2 separate regions of the Mus musculus genome follow, and region 2 is linked to region 1. Evidence: chromatin loops called from intact Hi-C (ENCODE). Cell type or tissue: left cerebral cortex. All regions are shown on one strand. Links, peaks and the distances in the headings refer to the core of each region. The heading gives the core; the rest is flanking DNA. Region 1 overlaps Gm40287 (a long non-coding RNA gene). Region 2 overlaps Trib2 (tribbles pseudokinase 2).

The links. A loop is a pair of places that touch in the nucleus more often than their neighbours do. Peaks named below come from ENCODE experiments on the same cell type or tissue, not always from the same donor. Only the 100,000 strongest peaks of a DNase experiment are listed, where the experiment ranks them.
Region 2: a loop joins it to region 1, with 2.7 times the contacts of the local background. A loop is called at or near these places in 3 of 42 quality-filtered maps.

The regions. Positions count from the first base shown.
Region 1 is chr12:15,674,990-15,686,708 of GRCm38, forward strand. All of the region lies in intron 1 of Gm40287 (a long non-coding RNA gene), which reads left to right. Among named protein-coding and RNA genes, the nearest start is that of Gm40287, 75 kb to the left of the region's middle. In left cerebral cortex, for the core only: no CTCF peak of the experiment used is centred there; DNase peaks (open chromatin) are centred at 3,004, 5,692, 6,899 and 7,606.
Region 2 is chr12:15,803,071-15,814,789 of GRCm38, forward strand. It overlaps Trib2 (tribbles pseudokinase 2), which reads right to left. Exons shown (of 3, transcript NM_144551.5): 2 at 6,626-6,918. Among named protein-coding and RNA genes, the nearest start is that of Mir6387, 7.8 kb to the left of the region's middle. In left cerebral cortex, for the core only: no CTCF peak of the experiment used is centred there; DNase peaks (open chromatin) are centred at 2,838, 6,772, 8,003, 8,766 and 1 more place; H3K4me3 peaks cover 1,897 bases; H3K27ac peaks cover 1,876 bases.

The sequences.
Region 1 (11,719 bases), core at 1,898-9,897:
AAAGTCGTCTTACAGAGCCCACTTGAGCCCATGGAAGAGCTGAACTTCCATGTTGTAATTGCTATGAATGCTATGAGCTCCTAAGCATCCCGGCACTGTTCCCACTGTTTCTCTGCGCACATCCTCTAACCAAGTCTGACTCAGCCATCTCTTTCCCCAGCTGCCCTTTACGCTGTCCCAGCTGCATCTGAATCGCCCTCCCAGCTCTCTTCATCCCCTTTTCCTTTCCCTTACTATGGTCTTGTGTCATTATCTGTGAAATAAGCTGCATGCCCATCTTTTAGTGTAATCAGGGCAGACACTGCCTGACTTGGGCTTGGGCTGCACCTCTGGGGCTTTGGCCTCAGCTGGTAGAGCTCCCGGTGTGGGGAAATGGGTAAAAACCTCTGTGAATGAGTGATGAGTAACTAAGAGAATAAACAAATGAATAGATACTTGCTTGAAATCTTGTAGCAAAGACCATCCAAACATTGAGGTCTTCCCTAATAAGAAAGTTAGCTGTGATGCCCTAAAATGATTTCCTGAGGTATATTGGATTTCAAAGAAAAGCATGCATTTATCAAGAGGTGGGGGGGGGGGGGTAAGTAATGATCAACCGCAGTACACCTTGAGCAAAATGACTTCATTATGCATACCACTTGTCCCTGCTCCAGCTCTTCCTCTATTTATACCTAAAGCTCATATCAATACCCCAATGGGGAACTGAAGCCACTGGACCTCAATATCAGTATGTATATGTGGTTAAACCTCTGCTTTTCAATGCTACTTCTCTCTAATTGGTATTCTGAGGAGCAGGTGACCAGACCAGAATTGACCCTTGTGGCTGCTAGCCAGGGACCCAGTAAACAAGAAACTGGGGACAAGATGCAGGGTTCTCTGGCAGCTATGCTATGACGATGTGAAAAAGGACAGCTAGAAACACTTTAGTAGTGACTTCTCCAGAAAATCACTTTGCGGGCAAGCACTCCTTTTCTGTGTGTGATGATCTAGTACATTTAACAAGCTCCAGGCCCATTACTTGTATTGAGTTGCCTTTTGTGTTAACTGTAATGTTGTGTTTCCCATTTCACACCAGCTACACCCCAGTCTCACTCCTCCATGCAAAGAAGTATGTTACACAAGGTATTCGTTTTTTGAAGAAAAAAAAATCTAAAAGCCTACATTCAATTATCAAAAGGAATACTTTGAAGAATAATTTGCAGTACTGCTTCTAGGCTGTCTGTGTGGGGACTTGCTCCTGGAACATGAATCAGTCATTTCCTTCCATGTTATTCCTGATGTGTTTGCTATGGGCAGCTGTTAAGGCTGCCAACTGGCAGCTCACAAGAAGGCTTGACCTCACACGGAGACAGGAAAAAGTCCCTATCACATGTGGCCAGCACTGGGCATCTGCCTGTTGCTGATCCACCAGAGAGTGAAACAGTGGTCTCCTTCGTTGGAAGACAAGCCTATGACAAGAAAGCAACTGCTGCCTCTGACTGCCCGTGTCAGCTCTAGAAAGACACTGAATTCTCAAAACAAGAGCACAATAAACACAAAAAGCCATGCTTATCCCAAGATAACTGTATACCCCTGCCTTCAAAGGTCCGAACAAAAACTGATCTCCACATTGTTCTGGCTCTGGTAGTGGGAGGTTGAATTTCCAAATGGACTCTAGCATTAATCCCTTGTGTTGTTTGGAACTAGTCACTCTGCCTGACTCTAATCACAGATAAAAATGTGTTTAAAGTTAATTTTGTCCTCATTTCTTTTATTCACTTTATGCAATACAATCCAGGGATCTATAGCCCAGAGAGATAGAATTTTAGACTTGGTTCTATGGCCAAAACAGGTTGTGTGTTTGCTAATCTTGGAAGCCCTACTGCACATAATTGTTGCATCCATACAACAGAAAAAGAAGAAATATAAATGGCAGGTACCCAGAAAATATTCGAACAAATATCAATAGGTATGGCTCAACACAACCATCTGGCTTGCAGACCTTCAATACACAACCCTATATGGCCTCCACTCCTCATTGATTTCTCCCTCTGTCCTCTGTTTTGTTCTTAGCCAGTCTTGGGTACTTTCTCAACAGTCCTTTGCCATGCTGTTTGAAATAGGACCATGTACTATTTTTTTCTTTTTTTTTTAAATTAGGTATTTTCCTCATTTACATTTCCAATGCTATCCCATATGTACTATTTTTTGAAGAGATTATTGGCATGAACCATTTTAGCTATGTTTGTTTGTGTCGTTACTGGGTTTTCTTGAAACCATCCTCATTCCTCAGCCCCCATTTCTCTGGATTCCTGTTCCTCAATCAAGATGTTTCCTTCTTGATTTTCACCTCCTCTATCTCTCTGGGTATGAGTTCTTTCATTGTTGAGTCCTGGAGCAATCTGTCAGAAACAATGAGACTTTAGATATGAAAGCGACCTCTATCTCTTCTCTAGTGACTCTTCTGTCACTTTGGAAAAGCTACATTGATCTTTTGAACTTCATCTTCATCTGAGAAATGGATACTGTGTGTAATTCAGTGGCTGCTGTGAGCCTTAAAGGAAATGAACTACATACAGACCCTAAAACAGAGATGCTCTCTGTGTATAGTGGCTTCCTTCTTCCTCCTTTTTTTTTTCAATATTTCACTTTGCAACATATTTTATGCCATATCCTTTTCTTCTAATCTACTAGATTTCAAACTCTCTGGGTCCTAAGAGAGGTCGTATCCAGTCTTATAACTCCAAGCAACAGATTCATAAGGTTATATACCTTGAGTAGACCTAGCATTGCAATTGCCAGAGAGATGTGAAACAGCCTGGCATGAAAGGGGAGAACCAGGTCACCCAACAGCAAAGGCTGAGAAGCAAGTCTAGTAAAGGCTCCCATGCTTCTCTCACCCACACAGAGCTCAAACATTTCACCCAGTTTACTCAAGGCCTTCACTAATGCATTATATACATTTCTCTCATGCTTAGCCTCCTTCCTGAGCCACAATAGTCCACTATAAAGCACCATTCACACATCCTACATCCTCATTCCTCCTTCTCTTCATACCACACAAATGTACCAGAATAAAAAATGCCATCCCTGCAGATTCACAGCAACATTTATGGTTTACTGCTGAGGTCCCTTCACAGCGACTCCCAAGTCTTTAATCCTGACATCCATGGCTTTCATAGTGCTAGCAAGTGTCTTAAGGTCTAAGTTCCACCCTCCCATCCCTACTGCCTGTTTTTAGTGTCCTATGCTTCTATTTCATTCAGAAGACTTCTGTATGTGTTCTTATACAAAGAGACCCAATTCAAGCCCATCCCAGATCTCCTGATAGTACAGGTCCTGTGACATTGTTTCAAGACACCAAGTCTTGAGTTTGTGGCCCGGCATGGGTATAAGAAAGGTATCTGCTAATAATGACCAGCCACACCTAGGCATTATCTCTTAAGGACCTGAGACACAAAGAAAGAGAAAAATAGATACATCTCAGGGAGAGCATAATCCTTTGTATAGTGTAGTGTAGTGTAGTGTAGTGTAGTGTAGTGTAGTGTAGTGTATGTGTGCATGCCTGCATGTGTGTGTGCAGGTATGCATAACTGTGCACTTGTGAAGCTGTAACATTGTTGGATCCCTCAAGGCTGGAATTTTAGGCATTTGCAGGAAGCCCAGCTGGTTGCATGAGTGCTGGGATATGAACTCTTGTCCTCATGTTCACACTGTAAGCACTCTCCATCACAATCCACCCCTACAGCTCCTGCGGATCCTTTTTTTGCTGTCTTACAAGAGAGAGAAAGAATTATTTTATTAAAATCACCAATAACATTTCTATTAAGCTGGGCTGAGCTCATCATAGCCACTGCCTCTCTTCATGTCTATATTATGTATCACCAAGTAGTATGCTTACTTACATAACATTGAAAATGGCATAGTTTGCAGGTGCTTGAATTCCACGCACAGTATCTCTTTTAAAGTCAGACATTGTTTCTTAGCCTTATATCGTGTCTTAATCGGGAGTTTCCATTGCTGCAAAGAATCATCATGACAAAAAAACAGGTTGGGGGAAAAAGGGTTTCTTTGACTTATACTTCCTCATTATAATTTGTCATTGAAGAAAACCAGGACAGAACCTCAAACAGGGCAGAAATCTGGAGGCAGGAGCTGATGCAGGGGCCATGGAGGAATACTGCTTACTGGATTTCTAATCATGGCTTGCTCAGGCTGCCCTCTTATAGACCCTGAATCAGCAGCCCAGGGGTGGCACAATCCAAAACAGCCTGGGTCCTTCCACATCAATCACTACAGCTGGATTCTATGCAGGCATTTTCTTGACTGAGTTTCCCTCCTTTTAGATGACTCTAGCTTGGGTCAAGTTGGCATGAAACCAACAAGGACACACCACCATCATGTATCCAGCTCTGCCTCTCCTCCTCAAGCACAGCAGTAGCTGCCTCCTCTGACCTTCCATAGCTAGCTCTGAACACTCGGATAGTGACATATGCAATCCATGTCATTCTTTTTAGATGACATTCCGTATTCCACAGACCTTTCAAAATTGGCTCTCATAATAGTCTTTCTTATGTACACCCAACTGCTTAGAAAATGGGTTTAGTTCTCTTTCTGAGCTGCAGCTTCTTCATACTTCAGAGAGTCCTTATGGGCTGGGGAGGTAGCTCAGTCATAAAACATTTGCATGGCATGAAGATGACTCCGGATTTGACTCCAAATCTCTAGCATCATTCACATTTACTCACCATGATGCTTTTTATTTGCTTCATGACTATGCCACCATGTGTGTTGAGAGACTTGAGAGCAGAAAACACTTAATTCATCTTCTCTTGAAACTAGCTGAGTCTCAGGCATGGCATAGAAGAATCAGTTTTCTATATTTACTATGCCTTTAACTTTTATTGATACTTGTGGTGGTTTGGAAAAGATATGTCCCTCTTAAGGTCTTCTCTATGAAAATTTGGTCCTCAGTTGGTGGGAATATACAGAGAAGTTATGGAACCTTTAGAAGGTGCAGCCTGGCTGGAGTGAGGTTACTGGGGCCAGGCTTTGAGAGTTTAATAACCTCACCCCATCTTCAATATGCCCTCTTCTCCTCCTGTGTGTGGATAAAGATGTAAGTAGCCAGCTTCCTACTCTGCTGCCATGCCTTCCCTTCCCTGAAAGTAGGGATTGTAGCTCCCTGGAAACATAAGGTAAGTCAAACTTCTTCCTTTATAAAGTGCTTTGGTCGTGTTAATTTCATCACAGCAGAAAAACAATAATGATATGCCACCTAATTTTGCTTTTGCATTTATTTTTGGATTGCAGAATGTAGTATAAATACAAATGATCAAGAGGCACAGATATTGCTATGAAGAAACACACATCAAAAAAAGAAATCAAATACATCCACAAACACCTTCAGTAGATGATTGCATAGGAGAAAGATCAAAAGCAGTCTACTCAGGGAGGGAACTCCAAAAGAGCCAGAACTATTTCTCACTGAAGTCAAGGTCACCCATCTCAACAACGAAGAGTTACTTCTCTAGGCAGGCATTTTTAGGTTCCTTTCGTCCCTCTGAAGGTATAGCAATCATGGCTGTTTATGGAAAGAGATATTTGTATCAGCACAGTACCACAGTTTGCATCAGCTGCAAACTCTCGAGCTGCCAACTGCTTGGACCAAAGGGTGCTAGAAAGCGAAATTCCTCAGGAAATTAACTGGAGGGCCTCTGGGAAAATTAACATGTCCAATTTTCTTTAGGTAGCATACATTTAGAAGCCTTGTTATTCTGCCTCAGCAATTGCAAGCTTTGGGCTTTGGGAGCCAAAATTACATAAAAGTATAATAGAATCCAGAAACTGTGTTACTATGAGAATTAGAGAAGAGTCCACCAAAGACTGATTGCCTCATTTAAGCATAAAATCATAACACATATGTATGTGCGTGTATTGTATATAAGTGTGTGTGTATGTGTGTGTGTGTGTGTGTGTGTGTGTGTGTGTGTGTGTGTGTGTGTGTGTATGTGTTGGCTACAAACAGTCCCCAACAAGTCTACGCATGAACAATAAGGAACATAATTGCAAAATCAGCTAGCTGATAGCAGGTGGCAAACACCACACTGGTTAATTCCTCGAATAGTAAAATTAAGTTTGATTACATAAACACCAAAGGGGCTATAAAAAACACCTAGCTGAATTAAATTTCTCTTCTCCCATTGGCACTGCATGAAACTTTCTCCTTTTTTCATTTTATGAGTTTATCGGTGTTTTATCTGCATGTGTATCTGTGTACCATGTGTGTGCAGTGCCCCAAGAAAGAACCAGGCCCTTGAGCTGGGAGCCAACATGTAGGTTATGGGAACTGCATCCAGGTCCTTTGCAAGAGTAGCCATGGCTGCTAACTGCAGTCCTCTTCAATCCCTCACAATCTTTCTCTACCAAAAGATTATAAGTACTTCTGAATTCATATTATGTATGTATATGTATATATAGTCTCTTTAAATATTTTACAAATACAGTCAGTTTTTTTCACCCTTAATAGCACTTATTTTAAGCGCTCCAATTTGTGAAAACATTGATGAGATACTGTAAATAGCATATAGCAATAAAAAAAAAGAAAGATTGCAAAATATTACCACTTATATCATTGGCACCCACTCTTAGACTTTTAAACTTTCCACAAAATAAGTAGAGAGCTTGCAGGAATGAGTGCATACTCTATGCCTAGCCTCGGGTAACAATAGCCAAGTGCTCTTGACTTGAATATATTTTAACATTAATTGACTGGGTTACACTTCTGTCCCAGGCTTATTGTAAATGCAAGATGCCAAATAACAATATTCTCTCAAATGTCTCTCATAGTTGCCTGTGTTTCTTTTCTCCCTGCTCCAAGAGAAGAGTTGCCACCCACATGCGTAGTAGAGAATGCTTCACTCTTATTTAGAGACTGGGTGGGAGGAAGCAAGCAAGTAAAACAGGCCAGCCTTTCCCTGCATTTGTATCCAGCGTGGAAAACTGATCCATTATTGGAGCTAATTATTTAAAATGAGTGGCAGTAAAAGATTGATGACTGCCACGATTCAGAAATATAACATTTATATATACACACATAGATTTGCTCAGATTTAGGAAAACAACAGAAGTAATAAGCACAATTCTCCCATTTGTATTCTCCCAAAATAACCGGCTCAGGAATCTGGTGAATCATGCATGAAAAATAAGCCCACTCCATTCATACAAACAAATTGTTTTTGTTTCCACTTTTCTACTTGTATGAACAATTGGGTCAGATGTAATTTGACTGCTCATTTCTCCTTCATTCCTTCTGTATTTTTCAAAGAGATTATTTGATATATGGTTGCTATTGGACTTGCATGAAATAGACTTAAAAGGGTGGCTCAAACCCTCATCCTTAGCTGTTTATTTCATGCTAAAGTGAGGGGTCATAGTGAAGCATTTTAAGAGATTCCAGGCTAAGGAAAAAAAAATCACTAAAGGATTCATTCTTCAGTAGTATGCAGTAGGTGCCATTACATTGCTATGCTCAGCCTCTTTCAGGCAAGATCCTATAAAACACTGTATTCTGTAAAGCTAGATTCTCAGCCTATCTGCTGTGCTAAATTCCATGGGCTTTGTTTTTCTCCTGTGCCTTCTCATTCACTTGCTTCCAACCTACACCTCCTAGAGGAAAGACTCTTTTTTTTATCTCCAAGTCCAGCAAATCCCTATCTATTCCAATTCCTTACCCTTGCTTGCTCCAATTTTTGCCTCTGCTGCTCATTATGGTTTCCTTCCTTGGAACTGAGGAGGCTTCTAGCACTCTCCCTCCATCGAAATATACACAAGCTTTAAAATTAATTTCCTTCAATGTTCTCAACACATTCATATTACAGGCCATGTGACTGAAAAAAGAAATTGACATTCAGTGCTCTTTAAATCATATAGATATAGATAGATATAGATGATATAGATATACATATAGATAATATATAGATATAGAATCTGAGGGTTCAGGCATTCCGGCAGGCCATGCTGTAGTGAGCCTTGCTTGCTCACTACAATTTATCTGGAATTTATCTGGAGCTGTGTCAATGACTGGAAAGGATCTGATGCATTGGATCTTGGTGAATAGATGCTAAAATAAACACAGCTAAGAAATAAAGGGAAAAGGGGTGTTACTGGTGACAGGTAAGGAAGGAATTGTTTTCTAAGCAATGCATTCTTCAAACCAAGGACAAGTAGAGATTTTTTTTCTAGGGAGCCCATAGATTTTCACACAGGAAAACTTTTGGCTATGGCACATTCCTGAGCATGGTCAGTTAAGGAATATAGTTTTGAACATGTCAAGTTCAAGCTCATAGTTCAAGAAGGAACAGTGGCATATTGATTTGGGGACATGTTTAGCTCAATATTATAAAGCACATGTTTGAAGATTAAAATGGCAGATAACACAATTGAACATGTTCAACTTGAATCATAATGATGGTTCATAAAGGAATGCCTATGGCATGCTTAGCTTTCTCCAAAATATTTCTCCTGAAAATAAAAAGATAGGTGCTTTGAGGGTGCATTGATATTTAAAAGTTTGTGTCTAAGCTACTTGTTCAGCTTAGAGACTACCATACAATTTTATGGCCCAGATGCTGGGCACTTCCAGAGGCACCACCATTTGTACCCTGCTAGTTGAAACTACCTGTTGGCTGGGACGTCTTTCTTCCTCTCTCTCTCTCTCTCTCTCTCTCTCTCTCTCTCTCTCTCTCTCTCTCTCTCTCTCTCAAGCTAGATGACATGCTATGACCCAAGTTTAGAAGATCCTGGTGACATCGTGGTAATGTAAAAATAAACAAGCAAACAAAATACTACCCTAATCTCAATTTAAGAACAAAAGGAAGACTCTTTCTCTCATAAAGAATGCACACTTTACATTTTAAGAAGAGCCTGTGAGATGAATTATGTCTATAATCACTGTCCAAAAAGCACCACCTCATTTTCCCAGGCACCTCTGCTTCACTTCCTTTCCCCATCAGCTTTGACTTTTATCTGTACTCTTCAGTCCACACCCACTTTTAGTATGGTCCAGAGACCTCTGCATTTGCTTCCCAAACACAGTGCCCATCTTCTTCTGGTTTTGAGTCAATTCTCCTCATGGAATAAAAACAAAATTATCATAGCCAGCAACACTCTTAGAAGTGTGCCATCCACTTCTGCACGGTAAGAAATAAAATAATGATTCGTTTTCCTGTGTGCCTTGAGTCTTCTGAAGTCCTGTTAGAGACGGATAGAAATACTGGGCCTGTGCTAGAGTCTTTTATCCTTGTCATGCGCCCCCCCCCCCCACCCACACACACTGCCAGTCTAACTGCCCCAACCCAAACTGGAAGTGTAGAGTACGAGTTGCTAATAGGGAAGCTTGCCTAGCAATCTGCAGTCATGGCAAGGTAATGATCCCAAAGCTTTAAAATAAACAGGATATAAGTGTAGAGATGAAGTCACGAAAGTTCTTTGTTAAGAAAAAGAAACACATGCAGCAGAGGGAAACCATGACGTAGATCGCATGTGAGATTGTGCCCTCTGATTACTCAGCAAACATGGAAAGGGAGCGCCTGACATAGGGGCTCCAGGAAGCTGCTTTCTGCCCTGGAGCCAGCACACTTGCCATCCCAGGCTAATGTCTGGGCTTGAAAAGCCCTTAAAGTAAACTGCCTCATTTTCACTTTCAGAGTCCCTAGTTCTCTGATTATGAGATAAGGATCTGCCTTTCTCACATGTCATCAGTAGAACACATGTGACTCCTTAAAGTTGAGCTAATGTAAATTAAAATCCAACTTAAGAATCAGCTTCTTATTTTTTATTAGATATTTTCTTTATTTACATTTCAAATGTTATCCACTTTCCTCGTTTCCCCTCTGAAAACCCTTTATCCCATCTCCCCTTCCTCTGCTCACCAACCCACCCATTCCCACTTCCATGTCCTAGCATCCCCCTACACTGGGGCATCAAGCCTTCACAGGACCAAGGGCCTATTCTTTCACTGATGTCCAACACAGCCATTCTCTGCTACATATTCACCTGGAACTATAAGTCCCACCATGTGTACTCTTTGGTGGGTGGCTTAGTCCCTGGGAGCTCTGGGGGTTACTGGTTAGTTCATATTGTTGTTCCTCCTATGGGGCTACAAACCACTTCAGCCCCTTGAGTCCTTTCTCTAAATCCTCTTATGGGACTTTGTGCTCAGTCCAATGGTTGGCTGAGAGCATCTACCTCTGTATTTGTCAGGTACTGGCAGAGACTCTCAGGAGACAGCTATAGCAAGCTCCTGTCAGCACTTGTTGGCATCCACAATAGTGTCTGGTTTTGGTGACTGTATATGGGATGGATCCCCAGGTGGGGCAGTCTCTGGATGGCCTTTCCAACAGTCTCTGTTCCACACTGTCTCTGTATCTCCTTCCATGGGTATTTTGTTCCCCCTTCTAAGAAAGTCTGAACTAGCCATACTTTGGTCTTTCTTCTTCATGTGGTCTGTGAATTGTATGTTGGGTATTCCAAGCTTCTGGGCTAATATCCACTTATCAATGAGTGCATACCATGTGTGTTCTTTTGTTATTGAGTTACCTCACTCAGGATGATATCCTCCAGATACATCCATTTGCCTAAGAATTTCATGAAGTCATTGTTTTTATTTTTTTCCAATTTTTATTAGCTATTTTCTTCATTTACATTTCAAATGCTATCCCGAAAGTCCCCCATACCCTCCCCCCAACCCCTGCCATCTTCTGCTACATATGCAGCTAGAGACACGAGCTCTGGAGGTACTGGTTATTTCATATTATTGTTCCATCTATAGGGTTGCAGACCCCTTTAGCTCCTTGGGTACTTTCTCTAGCAGCTATCTCTTGTGAGGCTATGCCGGTGCCTGGCAAACACAAAAGTGGATGCTCACAGTCAGCTATTGGATGGAACACAGTCATTGTTTTTAATAACTGAGTAGTATTCCATTTTGTAAGTGTACCACATTTTCTGTATCCATTCCTCTGTTGAGGGACATCTGGGTTTTTTCCAGCTTCTGGCTATTATAAATAAGACTGCTATGAACATAGTGGAGCATGTGTCCTCATTACATGTTGGAGCATCTTCTGGGTATATGCCCAGGAGTGGTATAGCTGGGGCCTCTGTTAGTAATATATCCAGGTTTCTGAGGAACAACCAAACTGATTTCCAGCATGGTTGTACCAGCTTGCAATCCCACCAACAATGGAAGAGTGTTTCTCTTTCTCCACATCCTCGCCAGTATCTGCTGTCACCTGAGTTTTTGATCTTAGCCATTCTGACTGGTGTGAGGTGGAATCTTAGGGTTGTTTTGATTTGCATTTCCCTTATGACTAAACCTAATAAACAACTTCAGCAAAGTAGCTGGATATAACTCAAACAAATCAGCAGCCTTCCTCTATTCAAAGACTAAACAGGCTGAGAAAGAAATTAGCGAAACAACACCCTTCACAATGGCCACAAATAATATAAAATACCTTGGTGTAACTCTAACCAAGAAAGTGAAAGATTTATATGACCAGTACTTCAAGTCTCTGAAAAAGAAGTCAAAAATCTCAGAAGATAGAAAGAGCTCCCATGCTCATGAATCAGCAGAATTAATATAGTAAAAAATGGCTATCCTGCCGAAAGCAATCTACAGTTTCAATGCAATCCCCATCAAGATTCTAACTCAACTCTTCATGGAGTTAGAGCAATTTGCAAATTC
Region 2 (11,719 bases), core at 1,908-9,907, 130 kb after region 1:
AAAGTGCAATCCCATAGACAGTGGCTGGAAGCAGGGATGGCATTGGCATCTTTCAGATCAGCCAGTGCAATAGGCTCAGTCCTGGGGGCTTTCCATACACCATCCCTAATTAATTACAGAGAAGACTAAGGAGGCAGAGGCATAAAGATCATTGCAGATTGGAGGCAAGCCAAGGTTACATAGCAAAACCCTTTTGGGGATGGGGGATGTTCAAAGTGCAGGAAAGATGGTTCAAAACTTAAGAGCACTTACTATTTTTGCAGAGGACCCATTTCGGTTTCTAGAACTCACTTGGGTTGCTCACAACCACCTGTAACTCTAGTTCCACTGGATCCAGTGTCCTCTCCTGGTCTCAGGGGATACACAAACACGTGTGGCAAAAACACATACACACACACACATACACACAGAGACAGACACTGGCACAGACATAGGCACACACACACACACACACACACACACACACAGGCACAGACAGGCACACACACACACACACACAAATAAAAATAAAAATAAGACTTATGAAAAATGAGAGAGGAAGCTGAGATCATAGGACAAAGTGGAAGAATTTAGTTTCTCACCACTGTGCCAACTTCCTACTTTCCTAGGTCCTCAGACACTCCCATCAGTTGAAGGACTAAGTCTAGCACAGCAATACATTCTACCAAGCATAGCTAGGAGCCAGGCTGCTTCTAGGGCAAGAGCCCTGGGAAGACGGGCCAATTCTCACTGGGATGAACAAAGCCCTTCCTAAATGAAATTACAGTCTGCTGAAAACAAGGACTTAAATAAGCCTTCCTTAGGCATAAATCAATAAACCAAGACAGCAGCAATGGGTTAATTTCTCACTCAATGTGCAACTTTGAAAATAGCTCTCTTTGAAAGGTGTCTCCATGGGGATCCATAAGTTTTCTAGGCTCCCATTCTAGGCAACGACCTACATTTCAATGATTTCTATTTATCCCTGTCTCTCTCATCCTGCCATTAGAATTCAATCTGAGCTGTTCCTACCCAAAAAAGGAGATTCTCACTTATTCAACAAATAGCAATGCCTACCATGTTCTGGAAGCCATGAATGAGATCCCACTTCTGTCTCCAGGAAACTCAGCCGTCCAGCAGGAGCAATGGCAAAGCAACAAGAGGAGAGCTTGGTAAGGGGTATTGAGGTCGGACCATGAAAATAGAGTAGGGAGGGCCGGGGGATAGGTCAGTCCTTAAAGTGTTTGCTGAACAAGCCTGAGAATCTGAGTTCTAAAAACCTCAGTGTGGGGTGTACTTCTAATTCCGATTCTGGGCAGGTAGAGGCAGTCAGGGATCCCTGGGATAACTGCCAAGTCAACCTAGCCTACTTAACAAGCCTGAGGTCCCAGTGAGAGACCCTCTCTCAGAAAACAAGGTGGACAGCTCCTGGCTTCTGGCTCCCAAAAAGCAGCAGCCAAAGTCCCTTTGTCCTTCACAGGCATCCTGGAGAGCTTGTTAAGACTATAATGGAAAGACAACTTTGCCCAAGAGTTGCCATAGGCACAAGGACATATAATTGGTCTACCAAAATATGAACATTTCCTGAAAGCTTTGTCTCATCAAAGCTGAAAGAGAGGGGGAGAGAGAGACAGACAGACAGAGACAGAGAGACTGAGAGACAGAGAGGGAAAACATCCCTAAACTAGAGTACCTACAAGTTGCAAAACTATATATATAGATATTAGTGAGCGAAAAGCTGTGCCTGTCCTCTGGGGCTCTGATGCCTGCCCTGAATCCTTTATTAGATATAGCAACCTCAGTGAAGGAGGGAGCAACTTGAAGATCTAAAGAGCCAACAGACAGCAGCACCCCAGAGAGATGGCCTTGACTTCTGCTGTTGGGGGAGGCAGGAAGGCTTTCCCCAACAAAGGGGTACAAGCTGCACTTCTTATACCAAACCCACCCACACCCCCTCCCCTAGCCACAGAGTGCCTACAGGAGGTCTCAGAGCCCAGAAAGAAGATCTGCTTCCTCACAGCAGCTAAAAAGCAACCACCTTAAGAGATAAAGATCTCTGGAGCAGAGCAGCAGCATGTAAAAAGGCAAGTTTCTGAGTTCACATGGGACATTTCAGTGCTGAGAGATGTAAACACTGATCTGAGGCTAGGGGGTGGAGCCTGGAGATGGCAAGAAGATGTGTCCCAGAAGAAGCATCCAGCAGGACAAAACGGAGCAAAGGTCACTGACAGAGCAATGTTGCACCACTTTCCTTAGCAGCCTGTGGGTGCAAAGAAACAAAAGGGCAGAGGAAAGCAGCTGTGGAAGAAGCCAAGGTCAACATTAATCACCTTCCTTCTGTAAGGAGAGTATTCCCAGTCCATTTTATAGTGGAGGCTTTCGGAGTGTACAGGTTAGGTGTTCTGTCAAAGTGAAATTTCTTAATAAGTGCAACAGCAGGGGCTGGAATCTAGACAGCCACTCTGGCTCACTTCTGAGCTCAGGCCTTTCTTTAAGGCCCAGTAGAAATATACAGGGTCTCTAGCAATATGGTCCTGTGATCAAGCAGGTCCCATGGGGAAAAATAGGCCAGGAGGTATGGGAGAGACCCTGTGTCATTATGGGTAAATGTTCTGCCTTCTTTCAGATCTGGAGGAAGTCACACAGGCTTCTGCAGGACTGAGGGTGCAAAAGGTTCCTTGAAATTTGCCCCAGGCAAGTTCAATGAAGGCTTAGGATTCATTTCTTCAAAATAAGGTTCAGTGATGGTGGGTCGTCACAGTGAACACAGAAGAGGGGGTCTACTCTGAAAAACACCGCCCCCTCCCCAGTCTGGGTGGAATCAACTTTGCACTAGAAGGAACTACTGTGACTGCTAGAGAGAGTGACTTCATCACTCACGAACCCACTAAGGCTTCTGGACTGTTCATGCATAAAGACACTGTTTTGTTTTGTTTTCTCACAATGATTTCAAGTACAGCTCTGCATGCAGATCACACCATCACCTTGCTGAATGCTAATCACCTTCCAGGGAAGCAACCATTCTGTCAGTCTTGAGGAAGCTACAGCTTATAAACCTTTAGAGAAATTCGAGACCAGGACCTGAATCTAGAACCTAAATCAAAGCCAAAGGGAATCAGATGAAGCCAAGCTATTGATGATCCCAATGCAACCGTCGTAGGTATCCTGGCCTTGAGTTTGCACATGACCTTGGGTGACATCTAAATGACATAGTATGTGTAGAGCATGGACAGCTCCACTAAGAATCTTCATAGACAGCTCTGGATTCAGTCAACAGAACACAGGTAGGGCTCAGCCAATTCTGCCACAGGACAGCTTTACCTTCTACTACTCGGTAGATCAGGAAACAGAAGGTTGAGTCAGGGGTGGAGCCTATGCTTGCATACTTAGGTGGTTGAAGCAGAAGGATCCTAAATTGCAAAGTAACACATCTATATTGAAAAACTGTCTCAAAGGAAGAATGGGCTGGGGGGGGGGGGAGAGAGAGAGAGAGAGAGAGAGAGAGAAACTGGTGGTTGAATAAGTAAACGAGGACTCCACCAAAGTAGTCTTTTGCAGTTAGTTGTTTCAGAGTTTTGTCCATCAGACCAAGGAAGAAAGTGTTAGAAATCAGACAAAGACTGCCTTCGGGTCATGCTCTAATGTTCTGTCACATGACGATATCTACATTCCTTTGGCTCACTTCAGAAATGTCTATTTGCCATGGGTCTGACCTTGGGATGTGCCACCCTGATACTCACTGATGCCTGACTAGGTCTCTAAAGTAACCTTTAATCCCACAGAGCCCGTGAGATACGGCTACAGCATTCGAGGGGCCATGTGCTCTGGCAGAAGAAAGGAGTCCTTGACAGTTGGGTTGACTTCCTAGAGAAGCTCATCCACCTACTGCATGTTCTTGGTGTTGATTCTGAGACCTTCACATTCCTGCGTTCAGAGGCACTGGCTACAAAATGTTCATGGGCTGGGAGGTAGCTCAGTGGTGGAGTGCCAGCCACAAATGCACAAAGAGAGTTTGCTCTGCTGCAACACACACACACACACACACACACACACACACACACACATAATTAGGCAGGCTGACCTACAACTGTATTGCAGGAGGTCAGTAAACACTGCCTCTTACTTTTGTAGCTAAAGATGGTAAAGGAAATATCTTTGACCAATCCATATTCATCTTCCAAATGAGAACATTCAAAGAGGAGATATATATGTGAAAACTAAAAACGAGTGAAGAGTGTTTATGGTAAAGCCATAAGGTTGAGAGATGGCGGCAGCCCAAGGTCATAACAATTATTAAGGACAAAAGTATAAGGACCATATCCCTGGGTCTAAGTTCGAAGGCTGGAGTATCTGAGCTGGAGAAGGAAAAGATACAAATTGCCCACATTCTTATCTTCGAAGAGCCTGCTTCTTCACTTTGTTTTTAAAAATGAAGTCATCTAATCAAAGACCAGCATATGAGCTGCCAGAGTAGCTAGTGTCCACCGACCCCACCCCCATGGGTATAATATACAAAAGAAGCAACCTTTATAGGCACAGGAAGTCCAGAAGCTTTCTGCATGCTGTATACATAGCAGGATTATAAACACCCATGAAATTATTCCATTTGACTTAAGTAACAACAGGCCCTTTTCCTTTGCTAAGCCCCAAGTACTTGCCAGACATTAAGTCTCCAATTAGTTCAAACCATGAAGGAAAAAAAAAAAAGGAATACAGATAGATGGAAAGAAAGAGAGGTAGGAGGAGAAAGAGGAGAGTGAGAGAGAGATGAGAGAGAGAGAGAGAGAGAGAGAGAGAGAGAGAGAGAGAGAGAAGACAAAAGCGTACAATTCACTAGCGCCAGTTCATGGGGGGAGGGGACAATGGGTTTCTGTAAACAATAGTGTGAAAATATCACAGCCCACTGAGCTGGATGTCAAAGGCAATAGAAAGCAGAAAGGTTTGCTCCCCAAGGTCTGTGTGATTTGCAGAAAGTACCAAAGATATGTCAGCAGGGTGAGGGATTGAAGGAAGTGGAGCAGACTGACATCAGATGGTCCTAGATGACAGCCTTGAGGCTTTCCTGCCCTCTTTTCCAGTCCAGAATGACCAAGGACTCCATGGACTTGGGTGTGTGGAGTCTCTTAACCAATCCCTGGAGCACTAGTCTGGGGCTTTTGATTTGTGGGTCATTCCAATAGGGCACAAGGAACACGTAGGTGACACTGACTGAAGACATTGCCTGTGTCCCTCTAAAAAACTACATTCTTAAAAAGAAGCTTTACAAGTGAAGAGAAAGCTGGACTCTGGCCAGGTTGGCTAAATGGAACCTGATGAGTTAATGGTGTATCCATGAATGAAGTCCAGATGCCTGTGTCTTCAACAGATGTTTCTTGAGATAACCAGGCATCCTTGGTGGCTGGTCTCACACCATCAACTCCTCACCTGACAAGCCAGCCCTTCCCAGGCTACCATGTTTCTCTCTCCTTGAAACCTTTCTTGGTTACTCAAGATCTAGTGAGAACCGGCAAGCCCCATCCCCCTCCACATCACATGGGACCCAGGACTCACCTCTAGCTTTTGACAGGTCTGCGGTCTATCTATTTCTGAGGCTTACTTGCAAGCCTGTGGTTCATACCTACTACGTGCATAGGAAAGAGCTATTGAGGGCGTGAAAGGACTATAAACAAAGTCCTCCATTGGGGGCCCTGTGTTCCTTCCTATAGATGACTGTGAGCATCCACTTCTGAATTTGCCAGGCACTGGCATAGCCTTGCAGGAGACAGTTATATCAGGGTCCTTTCAGAAAAAAACTTCCTGATATATGCAATAGTGTCTGTGTTTGGTGGCTGATTATGGGATGGACCCCCGGGTGGGGCAGTCTCTGGATGGTCTATACTTTCGTCTTAGCTCCAAACTTTGTCTCTGCAACTTCTTCCATGGGTATTTTATTCCTTACTCTAGGGAGCTAGAAAAAGTACCCAAGAAGCTGAAGGGGTCTGCAACCCTATAGGTGGAACAACAATATGAACTAACCAGTACCTCCAGAGCTCATGTCTCTAGCTGCATATGTAGCAGAAGATGGCCTAGTTGGCCATCATTGGGAAGAGAGGCCCATTGGACTTGCAAACGTTATATGCCCCAGTACAGGGGAACACCAGGGCCAAGAAGTGAAAGTGGGTAGGTAGGGGAGCAGGGTGGGGGAGGATATAGGGGACTTTTGGGATAGCATTTGAAATGTAAATGAATAAAATATCTAATAAAAAATAAACAAAGTCCTCTAGGTTCTCAGTGTTCTGACAACATGAAGCCTTTATAAACCTGTCTTTGTTGACTTTGAAACTGCCACACTAGTTTGCAGCCTTCTTCAGAATTCTTCATAAAAACCACAGGCATTCAGCAGGTCACAGACTACTCTCTCTGCCTCCTGGCCTTTGAATGTTTCATGATCGGGAGTAATGGCTCCTTGTTTGCCAAGGGCATTGGGACACCACAATGCTCTCTCTTTGTTCTGCTTGCCTTAACCCTCACCTGGGTAACAGGCATCACCACAAGTTCCCTGCAGATACCCTATCGCGCGAGCACACACACACACACACACACACACACACACACACACACACACACACACACAAACACACACCTGCATGGGCTGAGCCCCACTTACCTCTCTTCATCCTTGAAGATAAATTTCCGCAGCTTGAGGTCACGCAGCACCAGGCCTCCATCGTGGCAATGGGCCACAGCTGAGGCAATCTGGTAGAACAGTCGGGCTGCCTCCTCCTCCCTCAGCTTCTTACAAGTGCGGACAAAGGAATGCATGTCTCCATAGCTTCGCTCAAAGAACACATAGGCTTTGGTCTCTCCCAGGAGGATTTCCGTGATTTGGTTGATGTTGCTATGGGCAGACAGGCAGAAGCAGGGGGCCAGGGACTCCTGGTAGCAGCTGATCTCAAACACCTAGGACAGAATTGACAAGACCCCAGTCAGAGGTACCTCCTATGACCCAAACTGCAGAATGCTGAATCCTCCCACAGGCTCGTGCTTTGACATGGCATAAAGAGTATGAAACTTACACCCCACACACCAGTTCTGTCTGCTACCAGCTGTGTAATGTAGTTCAGGGGAAAAACAAACAAACAAACAAACAAACCATGTCTTGCCTCCTCTGAACCTCCAAATCTTAAATGGCATAACATGGATAAATGAAACGATTCCATGTTGGGAGAAGTCTAGGAAAAATAGTAAAATGCTAAGTTTTACTAGTGTGTGTGTGTGTGTGTGTGTGTGTCTGTCTGTCTGTCTGTCTGTCTGTATCCATGTGTGTATCCCTGTGTCTATGTAGAGGTCAGAGGTCAATCTCAGGTACAGCTCTTGAGGAAACTATCCACTTGTTTTTTGAGACAAGGTCTCTCATTGCCCTTGAACCTACCAACGTGGTGAGCCTAGCTGACCAGGGAGCCCTGGAATCCTCCTGTCCTTGTCTTTCCAGAGCTGATATCACATGCATCACACACAGCTTTTTAAATGTGGGTGTTAGGTATCCAACTCAGATCTTTACAGTTGTATGGCAAGCATTTTACTGTCTGGGCTATCATCTAAGCCCAAATACTATTATTCTTCCCTATAGTTTCTATAGTTACATATTTATAGAAGAAATGGATGCAGAAAAATACTAATAGAAGGAAAAAACTAAGTGAGCCCAGGAAAAACACAAACAACTCTTTACTTTTTAAAAATGCATGGAAGACATACATGAATGAACAATTAATTCATTTACTATCAAGGCTTTCTTCCATGGTTTCCTATGTGTGATAAATTAGTTTTACAGCTGTGCAAACTGAGGCACAGAAAACAAGCCTAAACTCTCATCGCTGTTGTCCTCACTCCCACCCCCCAGGGTGGCTCTAGGATTAGCACAGGGGCCTTCTCTGTAGAGAGCCAGGCTGGCTTCCCTCTTCCCTCCACAGATATCTAACTCAATGAATCAATTATGCAACGATTTTCTATGAATCAGAGTTAGCCTGCGAAATGCCACCTCACTGTTGCTTAAGAAAAAAATGCACCATCAATACCTTCTGAACAGACCTAAGAAACGAACGAACGCACAACAAAGATTTGAAGGGTGGAAAGGGAGCTTTTCATTCACGTCACAGCCTGTAGTTACTCAGCTAGGGCAGCACCTAGGGCTGGAACGGGTTTCCCTTGCTCAGGGGGAGAATGTGCAGGGAGGGGAGGGGCTGTTTGAAAATGGTATGGGGTGAATAAGGGGGTGGGGGAGGTTCATTTAAAAGAAGGTCTAGCCATCCTCTGTGGCAGTGAGCTCTTCTTCCTCATCAGTATTTGGAGTGCAGTAGGAGAGAAGCAGGAAAAAAAACCCTACCTGGGGGTGCTTACCGCTCTCACTAGGCCACCATTCACCCGAATAGGATAGATAAAGTGCACAAAGAACCTCCCTTTTGTATCATAAGTACCCTGACTTAGGCATCACAACCTTTTGTGGGTCCCGATCCCACCCAGGAACCTCTGTCGCCCTTCGCTTTGTTAACAAGGCCCAGTCCGGAATGCACGTGTTACCCTAAAATCCTTCTGAGGGAATTCCTGGGCCTTCTGTAGCCCATTCAAGGAACACAGGCTGCAATATAAAATTCCAAGAGTTAAGTAACTGAGCATTTAAAAAAAAAAAAAAACCTGTGAGTCAAACAGGGACAATAAGCACCTCACTGAGGCTGGTGCTAACTGGGGCTGAGGAAGCAAAGTCAACAATCAGCTGTGAATGAGGCATAATGAGGTACCTCAGGAAAGTGGCGCAGCTGTTGCCACTACACCCTTGAATTTAAGAATGAATGCTTCAGCCTCCCCGGAGACCACAAATCACACCCTGATACTGTCAAATGATGACCTCAGAGCAGTGACCTCAGTGGCCCACTCAATTAGGAATCTGAAATGCTCGAGTCAACCTTAGCTTACAGGCTGCAGGCCACAGAATCGGGGAAGCCTCAGCAATTTCATCAAGGAACACACACACACACACTCTCTCTCTCTCTCTCACACACTCACACACACACACTCACACACACACTCTCACACACACACTCACACACATTCACACACACTCACACACTCACACACACACTCACACACACACTCACACACACACTCACACACACAAACATACACACACACACACACACACATACACACACACACACACTCACACACCGTAGTGGCTAATGTCAACAAGCTGCATTATATAAGTGGCATGATTTGTTCTGAAGCACCAGGCTGTGGCTTCTGTCACCAGGGCCTACCGGTCTGATTATTTATAATACATTTCCTGTTTCCAGTTGCCTTTCAAAAAATAAAATAAAGTAACCTTTTGCTCGGCATGGTTAGCCTGTTCTCTTCCCCATCGCACAGCTGAAAAACTGAATGAACAGAGAACTAAATGAAAGTAGCAGATTCGTGGCAGCCTCCCAATGTGGCCGTGCCCTTTGTAGGAGAATGCAAAATGGTGGACAGAAAATGAAAAGCTAAAAGAATTGCTTACATTTTCCTAAACAGGAAGGAGTCAAAGTTTTATTAGTGGCTATAACAGGCATTTATAGGCTTGGGCTGGTATTTAAACCATCACCCTCAAGTGCAAAAATCAAGCCCTGAGCCTGGGTGCCAGCTCCTTTTAAATGTTTAATTGGGAGTCTTGGTTATATAATGTGACAGTTCAGATAAGGCCCTAAGATCAGGCCACATTCATCATGTCTGAAAAGAAAAAAAAGAAAGAGGGCCCATTCTGCCAAGATAGTAATTATGTTATTCTGCACAGTAGCTACAAGAATTTTTGTAAAAACAGCTAAAGGCCCCCTAAAGATCCTTTCCTACTTTGGCTAACTAAAGTAGGCTTGTGGAGGTGATAATCAGGCTAGGGAATTTTGCTTATGCCCCTGGAAGCCCCTCCCCCCTCCCCGCCTCCTCCCCACCACAGAGTGTCCTACAGAATACTCTAATGAACCCCCACAATAAATACAACCTTTCTGGTTTTGTACATTTTTTTTGCATAAACATGAAGTTAGGAAACAGGAACCCCATGTTAAGACACCAAAAGGAGGTGGGTTCAAATGTGGAGGTTTTCGAATCCTGTAGCGAGCTAAAGAGCCCACAGTGTGTATATTGGGGCAGTCATAGCATCACCGTAATAAAACTCTCCTAGAGAGGGTGGCACACAGCTGTGCTCAGAAGTCACCCACATCACCTCAGGGGAAAAAGACAGGAGAACAGAAGCTGTGGAGTCGTAAAGGGATGACCTCTGTCAAACAAAACAATGATACCACACTTAAATCCGCTTGCAGCCGCACTGTAATTGGCGAGGACCTGATTCAATCTTTGAAATAACTAAACCAACAGATTAAGTACAGTTTGGGGCCAGGGAGCAAGTCGGCAAATGACACTGTAAGGTCAGCCTAGAGTGAAATATGTCTCGAAGGATCAGAAAGGAAAACGAACAGAGAGACCAGAGATAGCCCTAGTTTTAAACAAAGAAAGAATAGCAAGATGCTCTTGCAGAATTTGGCCACAGACAGTTCTTACGTAAAATCATCTCCAGCCTTTGGAAGAGAAATATATTAAAGTGCTGGACTGAGGGTGAGCAAAAGGAGGGGGAGGGGCTCTCTGCCGATGATGGTGCATATTTCATAGGAGAATGACAGCTCAGTGGAATTCATTCATTTCAAAGGATGACTGTCCTATTGTGCAGTGTGTGGGGCTCCAATCAGGCTCTGAGTTGCCTACTAAATTTAATGCTTTAGCTGGGCATAGTTGCTCTTGATTACAGTAACTTGGAGAAGATGCAAAAACCCCCAACACTTAGTACATGCAAACAGCAGCATTTAAAGAGTCTCTGGTTTCCTCTAAAAATCGGAAATAAATAATCTCAGAACTGCCTTCTGAGATCTTCACCCACCCGGTTTTTGCAAGGAAGCGCTCCAAGTCAGCACGAAAGAAGGTGATTTCACAAAGCAGCCAGTGATTAATTGAGGAAAAGTGTAATACAGTATTTGTAGCACAGCTGTGCACATTACCCATTTTAAAGGCAGCACAGTCGCACTTCCACCTCAATAAATAAATAAATAAATAAATAAATAAATAAATAAGAAGAACCTAAATTTAAGTGGTAATGTATTCTTGATCTACATCTGGGGAAGTCCTGTTCTCCACTGCAGTAGGAAACTGACTGTAGTCAAATACTTTGTTATTATCCTTCCTTGGTCCTCTTGTCTGGTACTCGGTTAGCACACACAAAGACACACTGACACATAGAGACACAAACCAGTTACTGTTCAGGGTCAAAGACAAAAAGGAAATTGAAGTGTCCTTCTTAGTACTAGCCCAGGGGGCTCTAAAGGGCAGTCTCTAAACAGGCAAAGGTGGCCTTGTGGGTGCAGGGGAGTAGCAATGGGGGTGTGCAGTCAGGGAGTCTGAAGACGCGAAGAAACCTAGACAAAAAGAACCAAAGGATTCGTTGTTCACCCAAAGGTGCGCAAGGGGCGAATTTCCACCCCAACCTTCCTTTCCAGGCTTCAAGCCGAAGAAAGAGCTTTAAAACTCCTCTTTTCCCCGGCTAGAGCCTTGGTCTCAGCCAGAGGGGACACTTTTTGTGTCTCTTTTAAAAGGCCACCTTTGGAACAAAGGTTTAACACCTGCAGGCTGCTAAGAACAATGGCTACAAAAGAAACCAGAGGAGCAGCGTTTGAAAACCAACCGGGGA